2 separate regions of the Homo sapiens genome follow, and region 2 is linked to region 1. Evidence: chromatin contacts called from ENCODE Hi-C or POLR2A ChIA-PET data. All regions are on one chromosome and are shown on one strand. The core of a region is the stretch at or near the end of the contact, and the rest is flanking DNA. Distances in the headings are between cores, read along the strand shown.

Evidence for each region. Hi-C counts contacts between places; a loop is a spot of excess contacts on that map. ChIA-PET counts read pairs that join two places held with the same protein, here RNA polymerase II (POLR2A). Pooled maps may share reads with other maps.
Region 2: a loop to region 1 is called in a pooled map, with 3 times the contacts of the local background. The contact joins two enhancer-like sites. A Hi-C loop is called at or near these places in 2 of 50 pooled maps. POLR2A ChIA-PET finds 5 or more read pairs at or near these places in 2 of 52 experiments (WTC11 and activated T-cell).

What each region holds. Positions count from the first base shown.
Region 1 is chr16:21,261,464-21,267,922 of GRCh38, forward strand. CRYM (crystallin mu) reads right to left here. Exons shown (of 8, transcript NM_001376256.1): 5 at 6,091-6,274; 6 at 574-695. Among named protein-coding and RNA genes, the nearest start is that of CRYM, 14 kb to the right of the region's middle. RefSeq lists an enhancer at 2,559-2,618. Within about 2 kb of position 2,893, at least 9 of the 41 ENCODE cell types and tissues checked have a DNase peak (open chromatin) inside an H3K27ac peak, as active enhancers do.
Region 2 is chr16:22,354,947-22,361,405 of GRCh38, forward strand. The region is part of intron 2 of CDR2 (cerebellar degeneration related protein 2); the gene reads right to left. Among named protein-coding and RNA genes, the nearest start is that of CDR2, 16 kb to the right of the region's middle. RefSeq lists an enhancer at 2,325-2,404 and a silencer at 3,275-3,344. Within about 2 kb of position 2,430, at least 7 of the 41 ENCODE cell types and tissues checked have a DNase peak (open chromatin) inside an H3K27ac peak, as active enhancers do.

The sequences.
Region 1 (6,459 bases), core at 1,643-4,142:
AGAGAGAGATCCTTTGTACACTGAATGATATTAGGGAGGAGGCTGGCCCCGAAATCCTTTTGGGGTGGCATTTGCTTTTGTGATACCATAAACACAGAGATTCGAGTTGGTGCTCAGGGAGCTGTCCTGCCAAGATCATTGTGTCAGTGAGGAAATAGACATGCTGTTATCTGAACATGCATGCCAGCAGCTCCCTTCTTGTTTTATGCTGATTATAACCGTAAAATGAGGCCAGAAGGTGGGCAACACAGTCTTATCATGTTGGCCACATTGGGAAGGTTTCCAGGCTGCAAGAAGCTTCCAATCCCACTTCTTTAGAGGACAGCCCAGCAAAAAAATAAAATCCACTGAGCTTCTCCTTCCAGGAACACACATGTCACCACCCATAATGCCCATATTTTTCTGGAATGGAATTAAAGAGGGTTGCAAAATGTTTAGGAGCTCCTTCCCCTACAAGGAGGTGGGGTGGCTGAGGTCTGGAGCAGACCAAACTGGAAGGGAAGTTAATGAAACCCTGGGATCCAGGTGAGGCCAGCCAGGTGGCAGCCCTGACTGGGGTCAGAAGGGCCTCACCCCTGACAGCAGGACATCTCCAGACTCCTTCAGGGCAGCCTCCTGGGAATCCACGTACAGCACAGCTTCTTTCATGAGCTCATCATCCAGTTCTCTCCAGTCAGGTCTGCTGGCTCCAACAGCTAAGAGACAGCAAAACAGACCTTAAGCCCAGGATTAGTGCCAAAGGCTGCTAAGAAGCCCAAAGCACAGGAGAGAGGTGAACAAAGGACTCGTGAACACACTCAGATTCAAAATACCCCCTCATTCCCCAGGCCATGCTCTCCCAATCAGTAGGACGAAATACTTATTAAGAAATAGGCCAGGTGTGGTGGCTCACACCTGTAATCCCAGCACTTTGGGAGGCTGAGGCAGGCAGATCACTTGAAGCCAGGAGTTTGAGACTAGCCTGGCCAACATGGTGAAACCCTGTGTCTACTAAAAATACAAAAAATTATCCAGGCGTGGTGGCTCACACCTGTAGTCTTTGCTACTCTGGAGGCTGAGGCATGAGAATTGCTTAAACCTGGGAGGCGGAGGTTGCAGTGAGCCAAGATCATGCCACTGCACTCCAGCCTGGGCAACAGAGTGAGGCTCCATCTCAAAAAAACAAACAAACAAACAAAAAAAACTACCTACCATTTTGCCTTTCTATTCTATATCCCACCTCATTGCTAAAAGATTTTGAGACGACATAGCATTCATTTACAGGGTGTCTACTCTCTGTGGGATGTTTTGCACGTACTATTTATGGTTCTCGCAAGTACATTTCAAAGTCTGGTTCTCACTTAACAGATGCACGAATGGAGGCTCAAAGAAGTGAAGGTGTTTGCCAAGGTTAAGGATCTGATGGGTGAATCCAGGTCTGAGAGAGCACCTAGGCGCTCACACCTCTTCTGCTTAACAGGAACACCTTCCTCACAAAAATCCCGAAACAGAGACATCACTTGGTGCTTATTCACACCTCACTCTCCTCTTGATCTCCATCATTCCCATTCCTCACCCTCAACCAGTTCTTTTAATATCTATTTTTTTCTTTTTGGAGAGAGGGTCTCACTCTGTTGCCCAGGCTGGAGTGTAGTGGTGCAATCAGAACTCACCACAGGCTGGGTGCAGTGGCTCATGCCTGTAATCCTAACACTCTGGAAGGCTGAGGTGGGTGGTTCACTTGAGGTCAGGAGTTCAAGACCAGCCTGGCCAACATGGTGAAACCCTGTCTCTACTGAAATACAAAAATTATCTGGGCATGGTAGCACACGCCTGTAATCCCAGCTACCTGGGAGGCTGAGGCAGGAGAATCTCTTGAACCTGGGAGTTGGAGGTTGCAGCGAGCCAAGACTGCGCCACTGTGCTCCAAACCAGGCGACAGAGTGAGACTCCATCTCAAAAAACAAACAAACAAAAACTCACCACAGCCTCAAACTCCTGAGCTCAAGTGATCCTCCCGCCTCAGCCTCCCAAACTGTTGGGACCACAGACGCCTGCCACTATGCCCCTTTCCCTCTCCTCACCCCCGGTTCTCTCTTAACTCATGACAAAAGAAAAAAAACAACAACAACAAAAACTCAGTGTCAGGGTCATGGAGAAGTCTCGTCAGAAAGAAAACTGGCTCCGTCCTGGCCCTGAACTGTCACATCCTCTATGGAGTCCAGGACCAGAATGATGAATCCAAGGTGTCACGCCCCCTGGCACCAGGACACAGGAGAATGCAGAGGCTGCCACCAAATGCCTGCAAGGCCAGGGAGGTAATGAAAATGAACAAAGCTGGTCAGAGGGACTGGATTAGATGTGGTGGAGACTGAGGGGCGGGGAAGCCAGCAGGCCCTTCCGAAGGGGACAGTCATTGTTCAGCTCCAGCTAATCATTACCACGTGTGAATGTAGATCCACTGTTACCAGATATGCCCCAGTTGTTTTCTTAGAAGAGAAACAGGAAATCTATTTGCATATGTCACTCCTTGAGTTTTAGATTACTCTATGGTCCAAACCAAACACATCTGCTGGCTGGATCCAGCCCCTGGCTGGCTAGTCTTTGAAAACTGCTATAAAGCCTTATACAAATATAAGACAGCATTTATATGCCTTCTTCCACTGCCGCCCCGTTTTCTCCCTTTGTTCCCTCCCGTTCTGTTCTCCCTCATTCTAATTTCCAAAGAGAGTTGTGTAAAAATGTCCATCTTGAAGGTTGTTTGTGCGGAGAGTTCTATAGAACAAAAGCACTAGCTTAAGGAAGCTTGTAAATAAATCATAAGCTGGTGGGAACAAAACCCCCGTTTCTCAGGCCACTCCTTCTCACTGGACTATTTCCCCTGCACAACCACTGCTTATGAGCCGGGCGAGTTCTCAAAGGGTTGTGTGAGGTCACTCAGGCGGATGGAGGTGGGCCAGGCAGTAAAGAGAGAGAAGCCTGACTCAAACAAGGCTCTGGCTTGGTTGTGATGGGGCTAAATGAGTGAGGGTCGCAGACAGGCTTGACAGGGTGTGGGGGCAGGAGGAGGGAGGCATGGGGCAGGGTGGAACTGGGCCTGTCCCTCCGCTGAGCTGTAAACTAAGTAAAATCTGTTGTTGGTATTTCCCTGTTGTCTGCGCTTGTGACACATTTTTCTTAAATGTATGTGTTGCCTCTGTGAACACATAAACCAATTTTGTCCCTGGGCCAGGAAAACAGAAGAGATGCCTTGACTCAAAATCAAGTCAGCCCTTCCTGGAGAATGATTCCAAGTGAGAGAGGGATCCAACATAAGGGAGATTGTCTGTGGCTGGATGTGAGGATGGAGAGTCCATATGGTGGGAAATTTGGGTCATCTCTGGGAGCTGAGAATGGCCCCAAGGAAAGGGGCTCCCCCCATCCTCCAGTGTAAGGAACTGAATCCTGCCACACCATGGGAGCCTGGAAGAGGACCCCCGAGCATGAGATGAGATTGCAGCCCGGATGTTGCCCAATTTCTTTTTTGTGAGACTTTGCACAGAGGATCCAGCTACCCACACCCAGTCTCCTGAACCACGGGAACTGTGAGATGATAATAATGTGTTGTTTTAAGCTGAAAAAAAAATCAAGTCCATCTTTCTGAAGATGCAGCCTTGGAAACCCATTTCACCATGAACTGGTTCCTTTTGATTTCCCAGGTCCTTCCAGAAATGGTCTTATTGTCCATAAACTCAGCCCTGACTTACCTCTTACCCATTCCCTGGACCCAGTCTGACCACCAGTCCCATGCAGCCTGAGACTTTCAAATTACTTTGATCCATTCCTCAAACACGCCATGTTCGCTTCCACACTCAAGGCCTTTGCATCTGCTGTGCCCTCTACCCTGAATGCCTTTCCTTCAGCTCTTGGCATGGCTGCTCTTCCTCCTCATTCAGGTCACAGCTCAAAAAACACATCTTAGAGAGCTTCTCAGATAACCCTATTGAAAACACCTCTCTCTGCTTCTACCTTCCACCTCCACCACCAGCCTCTATCACCCAGGGCCTTGTTCTTTCCGGTCTCATCTTTAGCCAGAACGATCTAGTTCCTCTATGTGTTTGTTTGTTGTCTATCTCTCCTCACTGAAATTAACCACCATGAAACCAGTGACCTTGACTGCCTGGTTATTGTGGCATCCCTGGCATCTAGAATAGTGCCTGGCACACGGTAGAGATTCAGTCAGCATGTATGATTGAATGCGTCATCATTTGACTTGGCTCTCGCCGGCTCATCTGCCCACGTGTGCAAAGCTCTTAGCTTCTGAGTTCACACCATGTGCTTGTCACTAAAACACAGGGCACCAAGACCATCTTTAAATCCTCTAAAATTTGCCTGCTCTGCTCACCAGAATCCAGTCTTCCTGTTGGAAGGCAATCATGAGTATCATTTAAAGCTTGGACTCTGAGGATAGAGTGCCTCCGTTCAAATCCCAGCTCTGCCATCAAGAACCTCTGATTTTGGGCTTGGCACAGTGGCTCACGCCTGTAATCCCAGCACTTTGGGAGGCTGAGGCGGGTGGATCATTTGAGGTCAGGAGTTCGAGACCAGCCTGGACAATGTGGTGAAACCCCATCTCTACTAAAAATACAAAAAAATTAGCTGGCATGGTGGCGTGTGTCTGTAATCTCAGCTACTCGGCAGGCTGAGGCAGGAGAGTCACTTAACATGGGAGGTGGAGGTTGCAGTGAGCTGAGATCATGCCACTGCACTCCAGCCTGGGTGACAGAGTGAGACTCCATCTCAAACAAACAAACAAACAAACAAACAAAAACTTGTGACTTTGGAAAAGTTATATAATTTCTCCATGCCTTGGTTCATCCCCCTATAAAATGTTTATGATAATAGTTCCTGCCTCATAAGTTGGTTATAAGTATTAAATGACATTATACATAGAATAATGTCATTTAATATACAAAGAATTATACAAAGAATTCATGACAGCACCTGCAGTAGTATTAGATGTAGACCAGCTCTTGCTATAACACCCAGGGCCATCTGAAGGTCTACAGAGGCCCCAGGCACCCTCATGTCTAGAGCCCCCTCTCCTGCCCCTCATCCTATCACACATATTAAAAAGCATATACATGTCACATAAAAAATTACAGTACAAAAGAAATTTAAAGGTTTATAATTCTTAGTGTTAAGAAAAAGTGACTCATTTGGCCTTTCTGATTTAAATTTCATCACATTTTAGAATTGAGCTGTGAATTACCATTTGCCATAATTTTACATGTTATGGTCAGGCGTAGTGGCTCATACTTGTAATCAGTCGCAGCACTTTGGGAGGCTGAAGTGGGTAGAGTGCTTGAGGCCAGGAGTTCGAGACCAGCCTGGCCAACATGGTGAAACCTTGTCTCTACCAAAAATTACAAAAAATTAGCTGGGCATGGTGGCACATGCCTGTAGTCCCAGCTACTCGGGAGGCTGAAGTGGGAGAATCGCTTGAACCCAGGAGGCAGAGGTTGCAGTGAGCTGAGATCTCGCCACTGCACTCCAGCCTGAGCGACAGAGTGAGACCCTGTCCCAAAAAAAGAAAAAAAACTTACATTTTATAGAACATTAAATATTCTTTAGTTTCAGGTTTGTAATTTCCCTTTTACATTTCTTGGAGCAAATATTGTTTGTTTGTTTTTTAAGACAGAGTCTCTCTCTGTTGCCCAGGCTAAAGTGCAGTGGCACAATCTTGGCTCACTGCAACCTCTGCCTCCTGGGTTCAAGCCATTCTCATGCCTCAGCCTCATGAGTAGCTGGGACTACAGGTGCAAGCCACCATGCCTGGCTAACTTTTGTATTTTTAGTAGAGACGGGGTTTTGCCATGTTGACCAGGTTAGTCTTAAACTCCTGGCCTCAAGCAATCCACCTGCCTCAGTCTCCCAAAGTGCTGGGATTACAGGCATGAGCCACTGCACCCAGCCAAATATTGTTTTTTTCAATCTCACATGTTTTCAAGGCCCTTAAATAGCTTGGGCATTCTGCATGAATAAACTGGCTCTGCAAATGTAGTCGACTGGTCCCGTCTAGAGAGGAGCCTGGCCACCACCCATCATGCCTTATGGAGCCACTCTACTTACCATTGATGTGAGCCCCTGGCTTCACCCATTCACCAAACAAAATGGGCTCTGTTGCCAGGGTGACTGTGATGATCACATCTGCACCTGCCACAGCCTCCTGGACCGAAGAACAGACCCGTACCTCTCCTTGCACTGTGTCTGCAAACTTCTCTGCATTTTCTTTGGTGCGGTTCCATATCCTCACCTTCATTGGGAGTAACAAGAAGGATATTGGCGCCATTTTTTGGCTGCTTATGTTACACTGAGCCCAGGGATGCGGAGGGAAAGTTGAACTACTCTGGCATAGGGGTCAGTGGTTATCTAAATCACTCCTAAATCATTCCCCATGGAGAATGGACATTTGATCAGGGGTACAGCATTAACTTAGAC
Region 2 (6,459 bases), core at 1,180-3,679, 1.1 Mb after region 1:
CATGCAGAGAAATGGTTTAATGAACTCCCACGTACCCATCAACCAGTTTCAACAATTATCAACATACAGCCAATCTTATTTCATCTCTACTCTCCTACTTTCCTCGTCCTCCAATCATTTTAAAGCTAATCCAAGGCATCTCAAGTATACATCTTCATACATTTCTAGGACGTTTTATTTTAACCACAATTCCTAAGGGAAAAAAACTCAATAATTCCTTAACATCTATTACGTTTCAGCATTAATATTTTCCCAATTGTCTCAAGTGGTTTTTCCAGCTTCATTTGTTAGCTATTGATTTTTTTAAAATTTCACACTTAGGGGAGATATCTTTGCCTTTTTTGGAGTTGCCCCACTGCAAGGCAAGTGCCTCCCTCCTCTAATGCCTTTACGATCCCCTATCCGGGGGGATGCAGTTCTCCTGGCTGCTCCACCTAAGCCAGCAGTTCTTAGCCTGGGGTCCATGGATAGACTTTAGAGGGTCTGTGAACATGGATGAATTTAAAGGGTCTGAACAGCTACATCTTCATTTTTGTTAACTTCTAAATGAAATTTGACATTTCTTTCAAGTACTAATAGATCTGTTAAAATTTATAGGAGACCACTGGTTTGGACTGAGTCCCTGCCCTAGGCCCAACAAACCAAACCAAAATGGAGTCACTTGTGCTAAAGTTCCATGTCAGCAAGCCAAAGCAAAGTTGTTCATCTGACTTCTGAGAAATTAGAAGAGATAATAGCCAAGCCCCCAAACATGCCAGTTTTAGCCAGCATAAGGGACTTCCCTCTGCTTTAACCTTTACAAATAAATTAACTTTGAAACCACCCATTTTTTGTTTTCTGTTTCTGCTTTCCTCAGCCCCTGTCTATAAAACCAACTTCCTCTGCTCAGCTCATTGAAACCCTCATTCTCTAAGAATGAGGTGTTGCCCAACTTTAGAATCTCAAATAAAAGCTAATTAAGATCTTTATACTATGTTTGTCGTAATTTTTTCTTTTGACAGAGGCAATAAACCACTAGTAGTATTAGGTTTATCTGTGACTTCATCATCAACAGAAATCACAGGTATTTTCATATTGCACTATAGTTGCAGAAATCTTGATTTACTGCCTACATTCATCACTATTTGAAATCATGGTAGTTTCTAGATCTTGTTATTAAATATGTTAATACGTATCTATATTACATCACAAATTTACTTTTTTCAATATTTGACAGGTATTTCATTCTAACAGGTTTCCTTTGTAATTCAATGAATTTTAAGAGGATTATCCTAGATCTCATTAGATAATCAAAGGGATCCATGGCACCAAAGAAAGATTATAAATTCCAGTTATCCTTCTGGCCTCATTTCAAACATAACCTCTTCAGAAGCCTTTTAAGACCACTTTGGCCAGGTGCTGTGGCTCATGGCTGTAATCCCAGCACTCTGGGAGGCCGAGGTGGGCAGATCACTTGAGGTCAGGAGTTCGAGACCAGCCTGGCCAACATGGCAAAACCCCGTCTCTACTAAAAATACAAAAATTTGCTGGGTGTGGTGGCTCATGCCTATAATCCCAGCACTTTGGGAGGCCGAGGCAGGTGGATCACCTGAGGTCAGGAGTTTGAGACCAGCCTGGCCAACATGGTGAAACCCCATCTCTACTAAAAATACAAAAATTCGCCGGGCATGATGGCAGGTGCCTGTAATCCCAGCTACTCAGGAGGCTGAGGCAGGAGAATCACTTGAACCCAGGAGGTGGAGGTTGCAGTGGGCCGAGATCACGCCACTGCACTCCAGCCTGGGGGACAAGAGCAAGACTTTGTCTAAAAAATAAAATAAAATAAATAAAAATACAAAAATTATCCAGGCAAGGTAGTGTATGCCTGTAATCCCAGCTACTCTACTGGGGAGGCTGAAGCAGGAGAATTGTTTGAACCTGCGAGGCAGAAGTTGCAGTGAGCCAAGATCATGCCACTGCACTCCAACCTCAGCAACAGAACAAGACTCCATCTCAAAAAAAAAAAAGAAAAAAAAAAAAAAAAAAGAAGACCACCTTAAAGCAGGTCTAAAGCGGCAGCATTCCCAAGGTACCCTAAATTGATTTCTCTCAAAACAATACAATAATATTCAATTTTTTGTTGTTGTTGAGATGGAGTCTCACTCTGTTGCCCAGGCTGGAGGCACGATCTCAGCTCACTGCAATCTTGGTCTCCCAGGTTCAAGTGATTCTGCTGCCTCAGCCTCCTGAGTAGCTGGGATTACAGGCTTGCACCACCACACCAGGCTAATTTTTGTATTTTTATTAGAGACTGGGTTTCACCATGTTGGCCGGGCTGGTCTTGAACTCCTGACCTCAGGAGATCCACCTGACTCGGCCTGCCAAAGTGAAGGGATTACAGGCATGAGCCACCGTGCCAGGCCAGTACTGTAGTCTTCTAAGAATGGAAGGCTCTTGTGTATCTAGTCCATTCCTGACACACAGTAGGGGACAAAAAAATACTGGCGAACTGGCAGTTTCTAGACTTTTCTTCACAACAGCTTATTGTGCTTGGCATGACTCAGACTGTGAGATGTCAAGGGGGATTTAACTGAAAGGTTTTGAGAAGGGCTTTGGCTTTAGCCCTCTTGGGAAAACAGCCTATTAACCATGAATTCTCTCCCCGCTTTTCCATTTATAGATTATTTCTCTGTATTTATTCCCATGGCAGCAATTGCCCCGGTAATCTGAGGGGGAGACTTTTACAGTTCCTACCAGATACCAGATGGGTCTCAAGTTGTTGTTCTCTTACAGATAGGATGTTCAAGTTAGAGTTGTGGCCAACATACAGGAAACAAGTCAATATGCAAATAAGTACAAACAGGCCATTTAAGAAACTATAGAAAGTTCCTTGTTTGATATATAAAAACCTGTGATACCTGTGATAACAACATAATGAAACCATTTAAGAACTTGTGATATTTTGGTTTTAGATGACTTGGCTTTAACAACAATCTAAAGAATGTCAAGGAGCTTGTTTTCACATGGTAGGAGCTTAATCTTATTATATAAAACCAAAATTAATCAGAAAAGCCCTTCACTTCTCCAAGATTCAGTTATAGGGGACCTACAGAAGAGTCTGACAAAACCAGTCAGCAACTTAAAGAAAAATGATGAGCTCTCTAAGTACGTACTGATGTAAGGCCAGACATCTAGGTCTATGGAGTCAGTGCTTCATTTTTTTTCTGAATCTAGAAGGAAATGGGTTAGCTTATTTCCTACCTCTCATCTCAAGGTACAGACATGCTGCTGACATGCTGGTTTTCTCTTTGATACACAGCCTCCAATGAATCTGACTGCCATAGTAAACAGGAAAGGGAGACATTTAAAGCAAAACAGTGGGGGAAGGGGGTCATGGGGTAGCAGAAATGTGGGCAAAAATGTCAACTTATAGCAAAATGCCTTGGGTTTATCTCACTGTCTAGGAATTTGCACAGACTGTCACCTCAACTATGAGTACAAGGTTCCAGTTATGCACAAAAGCTACAAACAGGCCACCTTTACAATTAAGGTAAATCTTTAAAAAACAAAGGCCAGCAGAATTACATAAATACCTATTTGCAATTGTGGAATCCTAACCTGGAACGCAGGGAAAGATAGAAACAAACGACCCCAAGTAAAAATGCATAGAAATGGAGTGGAAATCTGGCTTGTAAGCAGTGTTGGGATTATCCTGAAATTAAGGATTACAGCCTAAATCCTCTGAATTTACTATCAAAATGAACTTCCACAATAATAAAGAAATATTTCCTATTACTTTTGAAAAATCTCTTTCCCCTGATGAAATATATTTCCCCTGTAGAAATTTGGTGGCGGGAGGCATGAACATGAAAATAGAAACCACCTATAATCCCATTATTAAAATTGTGGGATTAGATTGTTTTTAAAGTCTATTTCCAGTAATTCTGGAAGATTTATTTTTTCAGAATTTAAGTTCTTTCATGACTATAGTTAACAATATCTTATTGTATACTTCAAAATAGCTAGAAAAGATACGCAATATTCCCAACACAAAGAAATGATAAATGTTGGAGGTCATGGTTATCTCAGTTTAGATTTCATCATTACACATTGTATGCTTGTATCAAAACGTCACAGGCGCCCCAGATATATGTAAAGCTGTTATATATCCATACAAATTTTTAAAGACTTTTTTCACTACTAAAATTCTTTTTTTTTTTGAGACGGAGTCTCGCTTTTTTGCTCAGGCTGGACTGCAGTGGCGCAATCTTGGCTCACTGCAACCTCCACCTCCCGGGTTCAAGCAATTCTCTGCCTCAGCCTCCTGAGTAGCTGGGATTACAGGCGCCCGCCACCACGCCCAGCTAATTTTTCTATTTTTAGCAGAGATGGGGTTTCGCCATCTTGGCCAGGCTTATCTTGAACTCCTGACCTCGTGATCTACCTGCCTCAGCCTCCCAAAGTGCTGGGATTACAGGAGTGAGCCACCGCCACCGGCTCACTACTAAAATTCTTAAAACATTGGTAAACTATGCAACGATTTATACCGTTCAAAATATATATGCTTCCATAATCTCATCCCCTCAGAAAAATCCTATACCAAAGTAACAATTTATACTGTTCAAAATATATATGCCTCCATAATCTCATCCCCTCAGAAAACTCCTACACCAAAGCAGTGTAAGCATTATCACCATTCCATAACGGAGCAAAGAGAATCTGAGGGGTAATTCATATGTCTAAATTCTCTAGCTATTTGCAATTAAAATTGAGGGTTTAAACCTGAATCTCCTAAAACAGAGGCCAGAGCCCCTTCTGCCTGCCTTAAAAATCTCCAGAGGTGGAAACCCAAAGTTTAGGAGTTATTAGAAGAGCTTTGTAAGCTGTTTCTCCTCTGTTAAAATACTGATTTCAACAAAGTATTGATTACCTAGTATGTGTGAAAGACCATGAATAAACACAACAGTGCTCACTGTTGCAATGGGAAATAAGGGGAAAGGAAAATAAAGCAAATCAATTAAGTATCATATGCAGTAGAATATTGATACATGCAGTAAAAGCAGCACAAAATATTTTTCCATTTCCAAAGAGGGCATGAACTCTTGAAAGAAGGGATGCCTTGAAGGCCAGACTACTTTGAGTGCTAGGCACAACTCCTGTAGGGGATAATGCAGGTGTCTAAGCAGGGAAGTAACCAAAACACAAGGCTGTAGGCTGCTTACACGGTTGTAGCAAAGTGTAAATGAATCCAATGGTGTCTGATCTCATTACTCTCCCAAGTAAGAGTTCTCTCCTCCCCTCCTTCCACCCAGAACAGAAAAAACTTGCTCTGGATTCTTAAAAAATTATCTAAGTTTTTCAAATTAGCACTGAAAAAAAGTAAGACAGGCTACAGGCTTCTCTGAAGCCAGTTTAACCATTATTTTGAATAGTTTAATCTTTTTTCGTTTTCACATAAAAGGAAATTTTTGTTTTTTTCGTTTTTACATTAAAAATGATGCCTACCAAAAATACTGATCAATTTTTAGGAGGATTGTTTGAAACCCTCCAAGAGTCTTTGAAAGAATATTTGTGGTTCTACTTACAAAATACCCTTTGGCAGTGTCCAAGTTGTCTATTTCCATAATAAGTCAGAATCTTAGGGATCTTGTCCTAGTATTTTCACCAGTTCTCTGCACTATTTTTCATTCGCTCAGATGAGTTTGTTCCCAGACCATTCTTCTGGACTGTCTCATTTTAAATTTCACTGGTGGTGGGATAGGAGCTGACTTTTTGTTCTTCAACTATATATTTTTCTGAATTAAAAAAATGATCTTTTTTTTTTTTTTTTTTTTTTTTTTTTGAGACGGAGTTTCACTCTTTCGCCCAGACTGGAGTGAAGTGGCAGGATCTCGGCTCACTGTGACCTCCGCCCTGCAGGTTCAAGGGATTCTCCTGCCTCAGCCTCCCGAGTAGCTGGGATTACAGGGATGCACCACCATGCCCAGCTACTTTTTGTATTTTTAGTAGAGACAGGGTTTCGCCATGTTGGCCAGGCTGGTCTCGAACTCCTGACCTCAGTGATCCATCCGCCTCAGCCTCCCAAAGTGCTAGGATTACAGGCGTGAGCCACTGCGCCAAGCTGTGTATTACTTTGTAATCTAATTCCCAATAAACATTCTAAACAGTTACTTTAAAACTTGTACAAGTGATTCCATTCACGTAAAGGTCAAAAACAAGCTAAACTTAGGATGCTAGCTCACCGGGTGGTGACCAGATGAGCTGATAATGCTCTCAACTCCTTATCTAGGAATAGGTTGCATGGGCATGTTTACTTTATGAAAATTCATCAAACTATACACTTAGGATTTATGCCCTTTTCTGTAATGTAGATTTCAATAAAAAGTTTAAGGGAAGGAGAAACACGTTGAAAAGGCTCAAATTAAGGAGAGGGCCCTTATAAAGTTTAGGGGGCCTCCTGAAGGTTGCAATAAGAGGAAC